Regions from separate parts of the Homo sapiens genome. Here region 2 is linked to region 1. A link is an interaction called in ENCODE POLR2A ChIA-PET data of the cell type or tissue named here. Cell type or tissue: Panc1. All regions are shown on one strand. Region 1 overlaps LOC107985814 (a long non-coding RNA gene). Region 2 has its middle 52 kb from the start of NPAS2.

Evidence for each region. ChIA-PET counts read pairs that join two places held together with the same protein. Peaks named below come from ENCODE experiments on the same cell type or tissue, not always from the same donor. Only the 100,000 strongest peaks of a DNase experiment are listed, where the experiment ranks them.
Region 2: POLR2A ChIA-PET joins it to region 1 with 7 read pairs; 3 of 35 experiments call an interaction of 5 or more read pairs at or near these places.

Annotation. Positions count from the first base shown.
Region 1 is chr2:100,639,748-100,647,747 of GRCh38, reverse strand. It overlaps LOC107985814 (a long non-coding RNA gene), which reads left to right. Exons shown (of 4, transcript XR_001739199.1): 3 at 1,449-1,506; 4 at 6,147-7,582. Among named protein-coding and RNA genes, the nearest start is that of LINC01868, 36 kb to the left of the region's middle. RefSeq lists enhancers at 4,457-4,957, 4,958-5,458. In Panc1, no CTCF peak of the experiment used is centred here; no DNase peak of the experiment used is centred here.
Region 2 is chr2:100,763,999-100,771,998 of GRCh38, reverse strand. No RefSeq gene overlaps it. Among named protein-coding and RNA genes, the nearest start is that of NPAS2, 52 kb to the left of the region's middle. In Panc1, no CTCF peak of the experiment used is centred here; a DNase peak (open chromatin) is centred at 4,488; H3K27ac peaks cover 5,068 bases.

The sequences.
Region 1 (8,000 bases):
TTGGTTGCTGGGGGAGGGTCTGGTAAAATGAAATGAGACACTGAGTTCTGTCATAGAACTTTATTTTCAATAATTAGGCTTTATTTTCAAGAATCCTTAGAGTTCCTCCCATGAACCCCAGAGAGCCAAGGGGCACTGTTTGAAAAAAAATAACACTAGGTCAAATCTGACCCCCTAAGCTTGTAGCCAGGCTGCTTTTTTCATTTTTCGCAAGTCAGACACATCTTTGGGGACAGTGGTAAGAACACATGGAAGTGATCCCAAGTCCCCTAGACACTTCAGCATCATCTGGCCAGTGAGGGCAGTATTTGCTGCTCTGACCCTCTAGGCACTGCTAAGTTAAAGATGTACAGGACATATCATGTAGCTGGCTTGTCTCTGAGGTAGTCTTCCAGCTACCTTGATCTTGTCTTGGGAATGTCTGCTGGGTTCTATAACTTAATAGGGTAAGTCATTTTAACAGGTAAACAACAGTGGAGTTTTTTGGTTTTGGGGTTGGGGAATTGGAAGAGAAGGAGAATGTATATACCAAAGACATCTAAGGGGAAAGAATCCAAAAGAAACAAGGGAATATTTATCCACTTAACATTTACGCTAAAAAAAAAAATGTAGTTTTCTTTAAAACACTTAGCTTAACTATCAAAATGGAAATGTGCTCATGAGGTAATTCGCATGAAAGAGGCAATGACTGATGGCTTAAAGATAATATATACTCATGTAGTAAGTGCCACACACTGTTCCAAGTGCTTTATCTATATCAAGTCATTGGTCTCCACAATCTTATGAGGGAGGTATAATTTTGATTCCATTTTACATAAAAGAAAACTGAGGCACAGAACCATTAATTCACTTGCCCAAGGTCTTGCAGCTAGCAAGTGGCAGAGGTGGTGGCATTTAAATCCTGACAGTCTAACTCTCAGAGTTTAGGCTCTGAATTACAATGTTCTCAAAGGAAATTTAAAACTACATGGAATTGAATGAAAATGATAACACAACATATTAAATTGGATGGGATGCAGCCAGTATTTATCCAGCATGCATTATGCCTAAGTGGTTTTAAGTCCATTACCTCTATGAGGCAGGGTCACATGAGCACACCCATGCTCAGAGAGGTCAGGTACTGGTACAAGGTCATTCAGGTAGGAGATGGAAGAGCCAGGATAAGAACACAGGTCTAGTTCCAGAATCTTCCATCTACCCATTAGTTCTCCCTGTGCACAAGTGATAACTTTCAAGGTACATTTGCACGTTGATGGGAGATAATCCATCTACCCAAGAAATAAACGTTGATGGTGGAAATTCTAGAAATAATTTAGCTTGAGGGAGGGCGTCTTCCAAGCATCCCTGAAATTATAGCTCACAATTCGCTGTTTCCTAAGCCAGCTCTGCTAGAAGGTGACAGAATCTGAGCCCTGCTTGAGCAGTTTTCTTTCTCCCTCTTCCGTCAGGCATCCCCTGTGGGAGGAAGGAGGAGCTCAAGGTCAGGAGAGCACTGTTCCCTGGGAGGTAAGTGCAGCACTCAGCCGCATTGACTCCAGCTGGCATCCTTCAGTGCGGGAGGCCTCACCGTCTATCCCTGCAGGGCTTTGTTCCCCGCAGGCCTCTGAATGTGAGATCCACCCTCTTTGGATTTCTGGGGCAATTTTTGCTTTACTTTTTCACCTGACCCTTTGGTTTAAAAACACAATAAGGAGTGGGAATTATTAGCACTGGAGTTAAAGAATGCCGGCTTTTAGGACCTGTTTTTTTCTGGTCAAGCTGAGAGAGGAAATCAAAGCTTCCATTCTTCTCCCTGGAAACAGAACTTACAGAAGTGTGTCTTATTACATCATTGTTGATAAAAAGCAAGTGGGAAATACTTGAAAATGTGAAAAATCACAGAGTAACTGTGTGTGCATTCTACAGTGTAAAATCAATGGATGACATCCTTCCTGAGACTTAAGAAAGTCCAGACCAAGTTAAGAAGAGGGAGTTGGATGGAGATGCCAGGAATTGATGAAACTCTGTGTGCAAAGCACAGCACAGTTAGTGCCAAGAGTAGGAGGTGGTCCTCTCACCTCTAAGGACTTCAGAAGGCTGGTTGGCCTGGGGAATGCCAAATACTCAGTAATGCCTCTGTTTCCTAACTGGCCAAAATGTGAAAAAGTAAATGGGCTCAAATAAATATTAATGAAGTGTCGACCATGTACTACATTGCAAAACGGCCTTTGTGGCCTTTGCAAAATTTATGACAGTAGGAAATCTGATATAGTTGACTTCATCTTGCTTCTGATCTCCAAGCTGTCCTTGGTCATTCCTGGGCATAGGACAAGCTAACTTTGGGAGGAATTGAGTTTATAGTTTACATTTAAAGCAAAGGTGATAATAGCCCTTCCCCAAACTAAACCACCTTTGTAAAACTAATGAAAGGTCACAAGGTTAAGATTATGAGAGAGAGGGGCCTGAATTCTGACAAGACAGGCATAGTTTCTAGAATCCCTTACTGCTCAGGGGTCATGTGGCCAGAGGTCACAAGATTTGTGACTTTTCCAATTGCTCCTATAAATAACATCGCTATTGTAGAACTGAAGATTGGTTTTTGAGATATCTTTCAGACTGACCCCACCAGGACTCATGACTCATGGCTCAACAGGTCTTGTGGCTCCCATGTAGAGGCAGACTCAGTGCACGAGGACCATTTTCCACACCCTTGTGATTTCATCCCCAACCAATCAGCAGCAGCCATTCCCTAGCCCCCTGCCCACCAAATTATCCAAAACACCCTAATATCCAAGCTTTTGGAGAGACTAATTTGAGTAATAACTCCAGTTCTCCCACGTGGGTCAGCCTCACGTCATTTAAACTCTTTCTCTATTGCAATACCGTGGCCTCAGTGAGCTGATTTTGTCTGCGCTGTGGAAAGGAAGAACCAGTCAGGTGACTGCAGTTAGACAAACTGGAAGTTAATCTGTGGGTCTTTCACTGACCAACAATGACTTCATCTCTCTGAGCCTCAGTTTCCTCATTTATAAAATGGTGCTCATAGCAACTGTACCTGAGTGTAACAAGCCCAATGCCTGAACTCTGATACCCCCCAAGGAAACACAAATAGGCAAGTCAGAAATCCTCTTTTATAACAAAGCAGGGAGCGGAATGCACCAGACATCCCCAGCAAGGCTTTCTAAAACTCTCTTCAAAGTTGTATTCCACAGGATACCGGCTCTCTCTCCACTCCCCACCATCCCCCACCACACTCTCAAATATTTTCTTCTTCCTGAGCTCTCCATGCCCTTTGTTCTGTAGATCAACGTGACTTGTAGATCAATGTGTTCTATAGATTAATATTCAGACGTCTCTGGTACTGCACCCTACCCTCTGCAGCACATCAGTGGGGTGGGGTTGAGTTGAGGGTTACACAGAATAATAACTTTTTTTTTTCTGATACACAATCATGCCATAGGTTGACATGATGATTAAAGAAACCACAGATGCAAAAACCACTAACAATAAGCCTAAAATGTGGAGCAAGCTCAGTAAAAGTTCACTTCCTTCCTCCTCCCGCAGACACAAAGATCAAACGTGCAAAGATCAAATGTATCTGAGAGGGTTTGGGAAATGGAGCACACAGTAGGGCCCTATTCTGATGAAAGCGCTGATCTGATGCTGAGATAAGAGGTAGCAAAGTGATGGTCTAACCCCACTTGGGGGTGCGATCAGCTATCCTTACATGGGCCAACTCCCAGGGAGGGATGGGGTCTCCCCTCCTGAAGGGACAGAGGAGAGGAAGGGAGCAGGGGTGGTGGGTGGTCTAATGCTAAACCTATGAAAGGAATGGTGATCTCAGAGGGGGTGGGGTTAAGACACTGATCTGTGGGCCAAAAAAAAAAAAAAAAGATACCTCTAGGAGAGTCAGTTAGCAGGAGCCTATCCTCATTTGTAGTTGGAAAACAGCCTGGTTGGGGCTATTTGGTCTCTTCTAAGTCAACTAAAAACACATTGAGACCAGGCACGGTGGTTCATGCCTGTAATCCCAGCACTTTGGGAAGCCGTGGCAGGAGTACCACTTGAGCACAGGAGTTCAAGACCAGCCTAGGCAACAGTGAGAGCTTCTCTCTCCTCCCACCACCCGCAAAAAAAAAAAAAAAAGAGCTGGGTGTGGTGGTACATGCCTGTGGTTCCAGCTGCTCAGGAGACTGAGAATGCAGTGAGCCAGGATCACACCACTGCACTCCAGCCTGGGTGACAGAGCCAGAACCTCTCTCAAAAAATAAATAAATAAAATAAATAAATAAATAAAATATATTTTTATTGAATGAAAATGATAACACATGCGTGTGTGTATGTGTGTGTGTGTATATATACATATATATATATATATATATATATATATGACTCCTTCCTTTTTTTCTAGTATTTTCCCTAATTACACAACAGAACAAAACAAGAAGGAAAGAAACAAGGTCAAGCTTTCTAGAAGGCCTGGATTTTTTCTCTATGAGGAAAATAAAATCATGCAGCCCCTTAGGGTTTCAGTCAGTGATCCTGTTATGGGCTGAATGTTGTCCCCCAGCAAATTCACATGGTGAAGTCCTAACCCCCAGTACCCACAGATGGTGACGGTATTTGGAGATTGGGTCCTGAAAGAGGTGGTTAAGGTAAAATGGGGTCACAAGGGTGGGCCCTAATATAGTATGGCTGGTCTCCCTATTAGAACATGAAGATGGCCATCTACGAGCCAAGGAGAGGGGCCTCAGAAGAAACCAGTCCTGCTGACACCTTGCTGTTGAACTTCCAGCCTCCAGAATTGTGGGAGAAATAAATGTTGTTTAAGCTGCCCTGCCTGGCACCCTGTCATGGCAGCCCTAGCAAACTAGTCCAGCTGCACTTGTCTGCGTGGAGACCTCTGACCCCAGGGCAAATGTTCCAGCTCGTCTTCCCTCCTTTGCCCTGCTATTTCCCCTACCGGTTGGCTCCTCCTGCCTGCTGGCTCTGCAGTGGTACCAACACCGAAGCAGGGGTCAGCAGGGGTGTGCTCTGGGGACCTGAAGCTGGCCCAGGAGGGTCAGGGATGGGCACAGCAGTGGGGAGAGGACAAAGCTAGAGTCAGTGCAGCCTTGGACCGACCACAGGAGCACTGTGGGCAGGCAGCCGGCAGGGGTAGTCTCGCTCTGTTTGAATGAGACCTGCTGTGTTTGCTGAGCCAGGAGACAGGCCCTGACTTCCCTGAGCTTCCAGGACGTTGAAGCATGGAAAGAGGTCGTTTTCCTTGGCCCAGCTTTGGGAGCCCAGGTCCGCATATGCCTCACAGCCCTCTGGGGGAGGCAGGAGCCCTCAGAGGACTCAGCTCCCTCAGTCAGGAAGAGAACCTGGTGTCTCCCAGAGGTGAGCACAGGTGTGGGAATAAGCAAGTTGAATCTGACTTAGAGGCCTAATATTTACTTTCCATCCCTATTCAAACCCCCCAACCTCCATCCCCCAGGGTGGCACAAGAACCAGGCAGCTTTTGAAGTGGCAGGAAATAGGGGTGAGACCACAGGCCTTCAGGTCCTGGAGTTGCCTCTGAGGAGCTCATCCCCATGCACGGGGTCCTTTCCCCATGCACGGGGTCCTTTACAGGGGGGACTCTGCTGCTTCCAGGCCACAGGGGACCAGGGCCCTCAGATGATGCTGGCAGCCACAAGGGCTGGGGTCAAGACCCCGAAGGACACACAGTGTTTCTCCTCTGAGGGTCTATCCTCATGAGAGCCTCTATCCTATTCTTTTCCAGAACTAGGTGCGCTCTCTCTCTCTCTCTCCTTTGAGAAGCTTAGGGTTCCAGACAAACAAAAGCCAGGGGGGCAGGGTAAAGTCAAGCAAGTTGCCTGCTGAAATATTGGGTATGAGAAATTGGAGCTGAAATGCAATCATTCCGCCACACCTGCTACACACAGCTTTGCTTCCTGGTCCTAGTCATGGGCTGAGGAAGCCTCAGGGTCCAGCTCAATCCCAGCAGGCTTGGAGTTGACCTCAAGGCCACCGAATTGCATCTTCCTCAATGCAGGGACCATGCCTTGCTTATCACCATAGCTACCGTTTATTGAGAGCATTCTCTGTGTGAAGTGGCTTCATATCAGTTATCATTAACCCTCACCATACTGAAGTCAGATGTTATGATCATCTTTTAACAGGCATGGAAATTAAGGCTCAAGAAGGTGACTTGCCCAAGACTTCATAGCCCACAACTGCTGGAGGTGGGATTTGAACTCGTCTGCGAGGTTCGAAATCACCCCAGCCCAGTGCCTGCTCCTGACAGAGACTCAGCAAGTGCAGCTCTGCGTGTTTCCTCCATCACAGAGGCCTGCTTAGGGGAAAAATCTTGCTGAAGAAAAGTGGCCGATGGTTTCGAGAGAAGAGACGCTTATTCATGTAATTCTCAAGAATCCCATCTCCGGCTTAGAAGGACACCTTTTCTGATTTCCCATTCAAAGGGACTGACGTACACTCAGGGGCTGAGGCAGCAGCTGTTTTTGCTGTGCACAGACTGGAGAGCGATGTGTGAGTGAAGTCTGTGGCCACTTCTCTCCTCCCCCGAGCCTTCTGGGGTTTGGGTTTATGACTCCAGAGGCGGAGAAGCGTGTTCCCTTTCTGTGCGGATCCCGTCATTGACAGAGTCTGTTTTAGAAGAGCATTTTTAGATGGCAGCGAACGTTCCAGACCCCAAAGCATTCTCTTTACAGCACCGTCTAGCTTGGGTGGGGATAGGGTGGGTTTGTGAACACGTGTGTGCGTGAGAGTGTGAGTGTGTGCAAGTGTGTGCACGTGTGTGTCAGTCCCTCTGTCTGGCTCCCACTGCTAGCCACCTCTGTCATATCCTGACTATTTCGCCGGGGCATCGTCCAGCCATAGGAATCTTCAGCAAACCTACAGTTCAGACGAACGCCCTCGTTTCTGCCCTGAGAAGAAAGTCCGTTGAGTCTGAGGGCTCCCGAGTCATTCTCTCAAGGCATTCATTCAGTTTTGTTTCCCCTGGTGCTACCCTCTCTGAAGTCGTTATTACTCATTAGGTGTATTGCACATACAGAAAAAGTAGGTCAAGGATTAAAAAAAAAAAGAAAAAACATCTCTGGGAGAAGCACAAGTATTGTGTAAAGCTATTTTGAACTTGCGTGAGATTTTTCAAGGGGGAAATGTTTTGTGCAGAGACGGCTGCTGCCACAGCTGACTTACCAATGAATGCCCGTGTCTGAGCCTTTCATACGCTAACCACGTGACCTTGGAATTCCATTTTGAAATGATAATTGTGCCCAGTGGGGTGAGCAGCCTCTCAATCCAGGTTCTATACAATATAGGTCACCTCGAGGATCCTCAGTAGAACAGGAACAAGAGAATCCTGAGAAATCTCTGTAAAGAAACAGAAAGAATGAGAGAGAAAACTGTGTGTCTAACCACCGGGCCCCTGGGCCCTATGTGCCACCCAGGTTTGGAGCAAGGCTGCGGGGCAGATGATGTCCAGGAGAGCCTCAGAAAGTCCGGGCTCTAGAAAAAAATACGTTCCAGCTCACTCTGCTCTGACCCTGCATCTGCTCTGTGCTGAAAGCTTTGTTGCTGCCATGAATATATTTAAGGGGAATAAAATGTGCAGTGTCAAAGCGACTGGCTTGAAGTGGGCTGGATGCATCCTAGGCTCCGCGAGGGAAAAGGCCTCTAGCTGGCAGTTGACAGAAGGGGGAAGGCAGTGAGGAGTGGGCCCACCCACGGGAGTCTGGGCATGAGGCGGGTCCTGGTTCCCAGGCTGCCCCGTGGGAATATGCTCCATGGGCTGGGGCTGCTGTGCTGGCTGCTCTTGCCCCCAGGGGGTCACTACGCTGGGCTTCTCCATCAGGGCTATCACGATATTGCCCAGGGTTTACAGGTTTACAGGCATTATCTCACTCAGTGTTGTTTTGCTCCCTTTCACAAAGAAAGGAAGGAAAAGAGAGGCAGGGGGTGAGAGAGGAAGCCAGACTAGCATTCAGCTCTGCTAGTTGTTCCTCGCCTGGGTT
Region 2 (8,000 bases), 120 kb before region 1:
ATTGTTTAAGCCACTTAGTCTGTGGTAATTGGCAGCCCAAGCCAATCGATACAATTCTCCCTCAGGACTGACCACTTGGGAGATTAGTTACTGCCATGGTAGGTTAATACAGCATTGAGCCTGCAGAGTTTAACTCATATTGAAATGTTAATAAATGTCTTTGTGTTAGTCAGGGTTCTCCAGAGAAACAGAGCCAGTAGGATATGTATAGATACACAGAAAGAAGACTGATTATGGTAATCAGCTCACACAATTATGGAGGCTGAGAAGTCCCATGACCTGCCGTCTGCCAGCTGGAGACCCAGGAAAGCTGGTGGGATCATTCAGTTTGAGTCTGAAGGCCCAAGAACCAGGGGGGCCAATGGTATAAATCTTGGAGTCTGAAGGCCTGAGAACCAGGAGAACCAAAGCCTGAGGACAGGAGAAGATGGATACCCAACTCAAAGAAAAAGAGAATTCTCTCTTCCTCCACTTTATTGTTCTATCCATGCCTCAAAGGATTGGCTGATGCCTGCCTACTCTGGTGAGGGAGGTCTTCTTTACTCAGCTTATTGATTCAAATGCTCATCTCTTCCAGAAACACCCTCACAGACACACCCAGAAACAACACTTTACCAGCTATCTGGGCATCTCTTAGCCCTGCCAAGTTGACACGTGAAACTAACCATTCCAGTATTATGGTGCTGGGAACTGTAAAAACAACATTTTATTAATCTAGCTTTATTGTACACAAGCCTGCATGTCCCTCCCACCGCCTCGCACATGTGAAGGATGGAACAGGGCTTCCTGCTCCTCTCTAAAGGAAAGACGAAGTCTTGGTGCAGGAATAGAACAGACACTCACCATCAAACCCTGAGTTATGACACAGGGTTTGAAACCTGGCACGCGCGCACACACACACACACACACACACACACTACTTATGCTACAAGGTTAAAGGAAAAGAGATAATTCTTATATTTAATATAATTATTGTTATATAGAAACAATAAAGGTTATAAATTCTATGTATGGAGAAAAGAGTGGAAGGAAATATAGTACTTCACACCTTTTTTTTTTTTTTTGAGATGGAGTCTTGCTCTATTGCCCAGGCTGGAGTGCAGTGGCACAATCTTGGCTCACCACTACCTCTGCCTCCTGGATTCAAGTGGTTCTCCTGCCTCAGCCTCCCGAGTAGCTGGGATCACAGGCGCCCACCACCAAACCAGGCTAATTTTTTGTATTTTTAGTAGAGCTGGGGTTTTGTCATGTTGGCCAGGCTGGTCTCCAACTCTTGACGTCAGGTGATCCACCCACCTCGGCCTCCCAAAGTGCTGGGATTACAGGTGTGAGCCACCGCACCTGGCCCACACCATTTTTGGTAATTGTTTTGGAAGGTGGTATTACAGCTTATCTTTTTTTTCTTTTCTGTTACCTGCTTTTCTGAATTTCGCCTATTTTCTATAGTAGGTATATTCACTGTTCTAATAGAAATAAAATCAATAAACTGTGTCTTTTTTAAAGATCTCAAGTTTGACAACAATTTCTTGGGTGTACAGCTATCTGTTCCCACTTCAGCATCTTTTCTCAGATATAAATCAAGTAAAATAGGAACCTAAAAATTTTCCATTATTCAGATCTGGATGATTTGAATCTTATGATGATTCTTTATACTTTCTAAGAAAAGAAAGCATTTACAAAGTAAATTTGTACTCAAACAGGTTCAGTGACTAGTCTACTTTAAAATTCAAGTTGTTTCTAAATACTTAAAGAAACAAGAAACCCCTCTACTTTAGCTGTGTCACTTCTGCATACAAAAAATGACCTCTTGGCCGGGTGCTGTGGCTCACATCTGTAATCCCAGCACTTTGAGAGGCCAAGGTGGGCAGATCACCTGAGGTCAGGAGTTCAAGACCAGCCTGGCCAACATGGCGAAACCCTGTCTCTACTAAAAGTACAAAAATTAGCCAGGCATGGTGGCGGGTGCCTGTAATCCCAGCTACTCAGGGAGGCTGAGATAGGAGAATTGCATGAGCCCAGGAGGCGGAGGTTGCAGTGAGCCGAGATTGTGCCACTGCACTCCAGCCTGGGAGACAGAGCGAGACTCAATCTCAAAAAAACACAGAAAAACAACAAACAAAAAAACACTCTCTCTGACATGTTCGTTAAAGGGATGCTCAGAGAACTCCTTCTTAGCAAGACTTGATCTTCTGTTGTTACTGTATGCCTAGAATATTAGCAAACATGCATAGTACAGTTTACAGGCACTGTTCTAATAAATAGCTTCACATACATTAACTCAATGTGACCCACCCAACTCCTATGAGAGAAAAACCATTATTACCCTCATTTTTCCATGGAGGAAACTGAGGCACAGAGAGGTGAAATAGCTTAGTAAGTGATGGAGCTAGGATTTGAACCTTGCCAGTCTGGGTCCCAAGCCCTCTCTCTCAAACACTTTCCACTGAGGAGGGGAGACTTGGGATAACAAACTCTCAAAGCTTTGACAACGTGGCTTGGTGTCGATTCAGCCAGGACCTTACCTCTTCTCCTTTTCTCCTTGCCTGTGAGTTAGTGAACCTTACTCTTTGCCAGGTAGGAGTGTATGGAGGTAGAATGAGATTGCTGATTGCATGTCCCTGAAGACGGAAAAACCGCTCTGTTGGTGGCAGTATCAGCTCATGCCCCACCTCCATTGTTCTTTTATTGGTATTTCTAAAATTCTGCAGGACTCAGTTAAAAGTTTCCATCAGTTCAAGTGAACTCCGATCACATGCCTCTCTCTTCTATTCATTTTCTAACAACTTTCTCAGGTTAGAGCCGCCCAATTTAACAGAGAAAAAGTTGGTAGCCCTATAATAAATCTTGGGAAAGTGTAGAGAAAACACTCCCTTGCTGCCTTTGGCAAATCGAATAAGCAAATAAGCTCATGTTCTTAGAAGAAACTCAATTCTTAGAAACTCTTCTCCTTCACACAGCTGCGAGGACAATTGCAGATTAATTAATTGAAGTGCATTGGAAGAGATATATACTAGAAAACATTTTCCAAAGATGGCTTTCTCAGGGTTTTAATTTGAAACTGTTGATGGAAAAGCCTATTTCAGTGACTAGTCCATTGAGCAGGCTTCTTATTTGTATGCATGGGAAATCCCAGTGACCCATCCGCCGGGCTGGTCAAGAGGCTGCTGAGATGTTCATTACCACTCACTTTCTCCTCCAGTGGAGGCCTGAGACACAGAGACAAGACTAGGAGTTTCTTTGTTATTTATCTTTGATGAAGTTCTTCTCCACAGCCAGGGAAGTGTCCCAGTTTATGTGTGGGGTCAGCCAAGGTTAGTGCAGATGGCTGGCCGGGGAGCTGATTCTAGTGCCTCCAGTCTTGGGTGGCTGTGGCTGGGGTAGGGAGGGCAGGGTGTCAGGGTCCTCCCTGAGCATTGTGATGGAGGATCCTCTACCCTGTGCAAAGAAGTCAGCCAGAGTTTAGATTCTGGAGCAGTGTATTCAATTTGGGTAACGTCAGAAGCCAAAGAACAGACTGCCATTCGGGAGAGAAGGACCAGGAAGCCAGGTGCAGGGTTATTGGCCTCTGCTTTGCCTGTGGCTGGCTTACTGGGGGAGCTGCCTGAATTGTCCCTTGAGTCTGTGGTCTGAGATATCAGCTGAAAGGCCGCCTGCCCATTTCTCTGCCACCAGGAAGTTCTGGGGCCCAGACTTTGGCCCCTTCTGAAGCTCTCTCCTCTAAAGGAACCCAGCTGAAGCTTTGATTGCTACTTCACTGTTTAATATTTCCTTTTTATTCTCCCCTGGCTTCTAGCACCCAGTGACTAGCAATGGAGAAGGGAGGTGCTATGGAATTATAAGGGCTCATTTTGATTATCTTTTAAAGTATTGCTTTCAAACTTTAAAAAGAAGAGAGAAAACATCCACTGTATAGCAACCTGTCAAGCAGCTTGCGCCCAGGACAATGGTTATGGCACCTCAGCCCATTCATGAGCCCTGAGGCTCCCGGTGAATTCACAAGGCCATGTTTACTGACACACAGGAAGGGAGTTTAGGCTCCATTGCCTCACCTACTACTCACTGTCTATTTAAACTTTCTGAGTCTTAGTTTCTTCAGCTACAAAACGAAAATCAAAACACATAGCCCACAGCTTTATCAGGTAGAATATGACATTTTAAAGTGCTATGAAACTACAAATAATCATTCAAATGCAAACAAGAGCTTGTTCTTATAACAAAGATCATAAAGCGCTTGTATTTGGCTATACAAAGATCATATAGTCCTTCTTCTTATAACAAAGATCATACAGACCTTGTGTGTGGAGATCTGATACTAAAATCCATATGTTGAATACTGACCATCCTCTGCCAAGGCTCAGAATTCTATTGAGCCTATACTAAGGAAATTCTACAGAGCTTGTCATCCAACTGGCATTTAAAGGGTCACCTTCTTCCCTCTGTAATTGTTGGCAAGTCATATCCAGGGACTGTCATGCTACATTCATTTATTCCACAAATATTATGACTCACTTGCTCTGCAGTCCCGTGGATTTGATTTTATAGGGTAAGCAGAGCTCATTAACCCCTTTGTAAAACTTCCAGGAAGGAAGTGCAGTGAGGCTCTGCAGAGTCTTATTTATTCCAGCATCTCTAGCACCCAGCACACATGTCTGACAAATAGCAGATGCCTAGGAATCTGATGGATGAAAGGATAAGTCAAAGTACTGGAATGCACTGGCTTCTTCCATTGTCTCTGTAGGATGTTTTCCAAGAGTCTACAACTGCCTTTCATTTCTTTAAAATAGGAAGACAGATTATACCTTGTCACCAATGGAAATCAGTGAAAGTTAAACCGTGGGGCATGTAGGCTTTCAAAGGACAGGGTAGCTAGTTATTACGGGAAAGGTTTAAGACAACAACAAGAGCCACCCTGAAAAGTCTTGGCTTGCTTTCCATTCCCAGGATCAAGTCAGTGATGAATGACCATGTTCTAAACGAAGGCTGCTGCCTGTATGGTAATTCTTGCATCTGAGCAGAGGTGCTTTCCACAATATGCAGGAGTATCTGGGACTGCCCAGGGGAAGCAGAGACCTTCTGGAGGGCCTGCAGCTTTGAGTCCCCAGGGAGTAGGTTGTGATGAGGAGTGAGAGGACCCAGACATTTCTATTCTAGGGACAGCAAAGGCCAGTGCCCAGTCCTACTGTGAGGATAGGATTCCCTGCAGTAATAATTGTGTGGTAATGATTCACTGATGGAATCAATGTGGAGTCAGTCCAATCTCAAAACATTTTTGCACCTAACCTGTTAAGGACTTAGAAATCTATTCTTGTACTTGCAGGATATCCAAGGTCTTTCTCTCCCTTGTGTCTTCCTTTCCTTCTTTAACCAGGATTCCTTTTTCTCAGGGTTTCAATGTCGCTCATTGGTGGCCCTTATTCTGAGCCAGGTGCTGAGCAAACAGAGATGTAGGAAGCAGAGTCCTGTTCTCGATGGGCCTCCAGTGCAGTCAGGGAGGAACTCTTCATGGATAATTACTCTCCAAGCATGAGAGGGTAGGCATCCTAAAGCTGATTTGCACAATGCGTTGGGCAGGGAGTAGTTTATGTATGCTAGACTCAAGGGAAAGAGGGTGGCCTCCCAAAGACGACAGCCCCTGAGCAGGGCTTAGCAATCCGCCACGGAGATAGAGGCTGGGCATTCCAGGTTGAGGAAGGTCATGAGCAAATGTGGAGGGGGAAAAATTGAGAAGCCCAGACTAGAGCCAATGGGTGAATGCGAATAGCACAGGGAGAGGCAAAGCTTCTTGTGTCCAGAAGAGCAGATATTCCTTACCTGTTCTGCTCAGGACCTCAAATTTTATTCTGTAGGCAATGGGGACTCACCAAAGGTTTTTAAGAAGGAGAAAATTATAACCAGGTCTATATTTTGCAAGATCATGGTGGCTACCTCAAGGACGATAGATTGGGGTTAGGATGAGTAACAGGGAGCTGGGGACGTAGAAACCTGTTAGGGTGAGGTTGCAATTGTCCACATGAGAAATAGTGAAGGGAAGAGAAACCAACACTTATTAAAGCTCTATTATGTGTCAGGCTGGGCATACTAGGTACCTTGACTAGCTACCTCATTTAATTCCCAGGAAAGCCCTGCAAAGAAGCTATTATTGTTGCTACTCTACCTATGAGGGACTGAGAGGTGCAACTGTGCCAAGGTCATGTGACAAGAAATGCCCTCCCTGCCTCTACGGGGGCCACTGGCTGGAGTATGGGCTGGCAGGGGCCAAGTGAGAGTGAGCTGCGTGAGAGCTGCTGGAAGGAGAGGGAGGCATAGGGCAGGACTAGGGATGAAAGGCACGGGTGGGAGGGCAACAAAGACTTGTAGCTTAAGGAGGTGCTTGGCAGTGGTTCAGCCAGTAAAAGGGGCCAAGAGCAGATTACCGTCCAGACAGCAAGAGCTTATTCTGCCATACATACTTAGGCACACATCTTTATTACTACCAGACAGCATTATTTCTGATGAAGTATTTTTTTTACATAAATACTTTGGAATCTAACATCTAAAGCAAAACATAATATGCTAAGTTGATAATACAAACGTTGATATTTGGAAAAATATTTTAAATAGGCTTTGCTATGATTTGACATTAGCAAAATCATCAATAAGTCTTTAACTTCCTCTTCTTTTTAAAAATCTGCTTGAGTTTGTGTGCTCAGCACTAACTCCTTTAGAAGTTGTTGCACTATGGTTGCTCTTAAATAATATTAAATTAGTCTTAATTTTTAAAAAAGTTCTGTTCAGGGAAAATAATGAGAATTGTTAAAAATAAATAACAATCTCACTTAAACTTACTCTTGTTTTAGAGTTTTATAATAACTCTCAATGAATTCATAGATTTTAAAAATATTTTCAATTTCACTTCCTAACATCATACAAAGAAGTAATCACACCAGTAATGATTCTGCTTGGTTTTGTGAACGTTTATTTTGCATATTCTATGTTATTGTTTATGATAACGAACTTTTCATCCACTTGAATTGATTGGGTTGAGGTAAGAAATGCACCTGTCAGCAACTCAGCTTAACCCTTGGAAATTTGGGTCTAGCTGTGTATTTACTGTATTAGTTTGTCTGTGCTCCTTATACCTTGTATTCATCTGGGTTCTCCAGATATATGGAACCAATAGGACATATGTCTATATATAATATTTACTATAAGAAATTGGCTCCCTTGGGCAAGGAGGTTGAGAAGTCCCAAGACCCACAGTCAGCAAGCTGGAGACCCAGGAGAGCCAATGGTTTAGTTTCAGCCTGAGTCCAAAAGCTTGAGAACCAGGAGAGCTGATGGTGTAGGTTCCAGTGTGAGTTTGAGTCTGAAGGTAGGAGAAGACCTCCGCCCTAGCTTGCAGACAGCTGAGCAGAGGAGTTCCTTGTTGTTAGCAGGAGGGTCAGGCTCTTCATTCTTTAGGCCTTCAACTGATTGGATGAGCACCACCCTCATTAGGGAGTGGTAGACTGCTTTGCTCAGTCCACCAATTCCAATGTTAATCTCATTCAAAAACACTCTTACAAATGTACACCGAATGTTTGACCAAATTTCTGGGCACCTTTGGCCCAGTCAAGCTGATGCATAAAATTAACTATCACAAAGGCATGGCCCACATGTGGGCCTAAAAAATGTTATGAATCAAAGACAAGTAATATTGATTCCTGGGTTTTGACAAGTTGAAGTTGATAAAGCAGCAATATTAAATTTCACTTAGACGATAAGACGATCATATTTTCTACTATATGTTAATGCTAATTCTGAAAAACATTTTAGACTGCTTATGACTAAAAGTACCCAGATATCAAAGGGCTAGCAACTGTTGCTCTTTGTCATTGCCAATGCTTGTAAATTTTCTGAATCCTGTTTGCTGAAATCGCTGGCAAAGTTCAAAGAACTTTTACAGGAGAATCCCAGCATTGCCAGTGAGACCTTGGAATGTCTACTTGATACTTTTGCAGAAGTTAATAGATCAAATAATT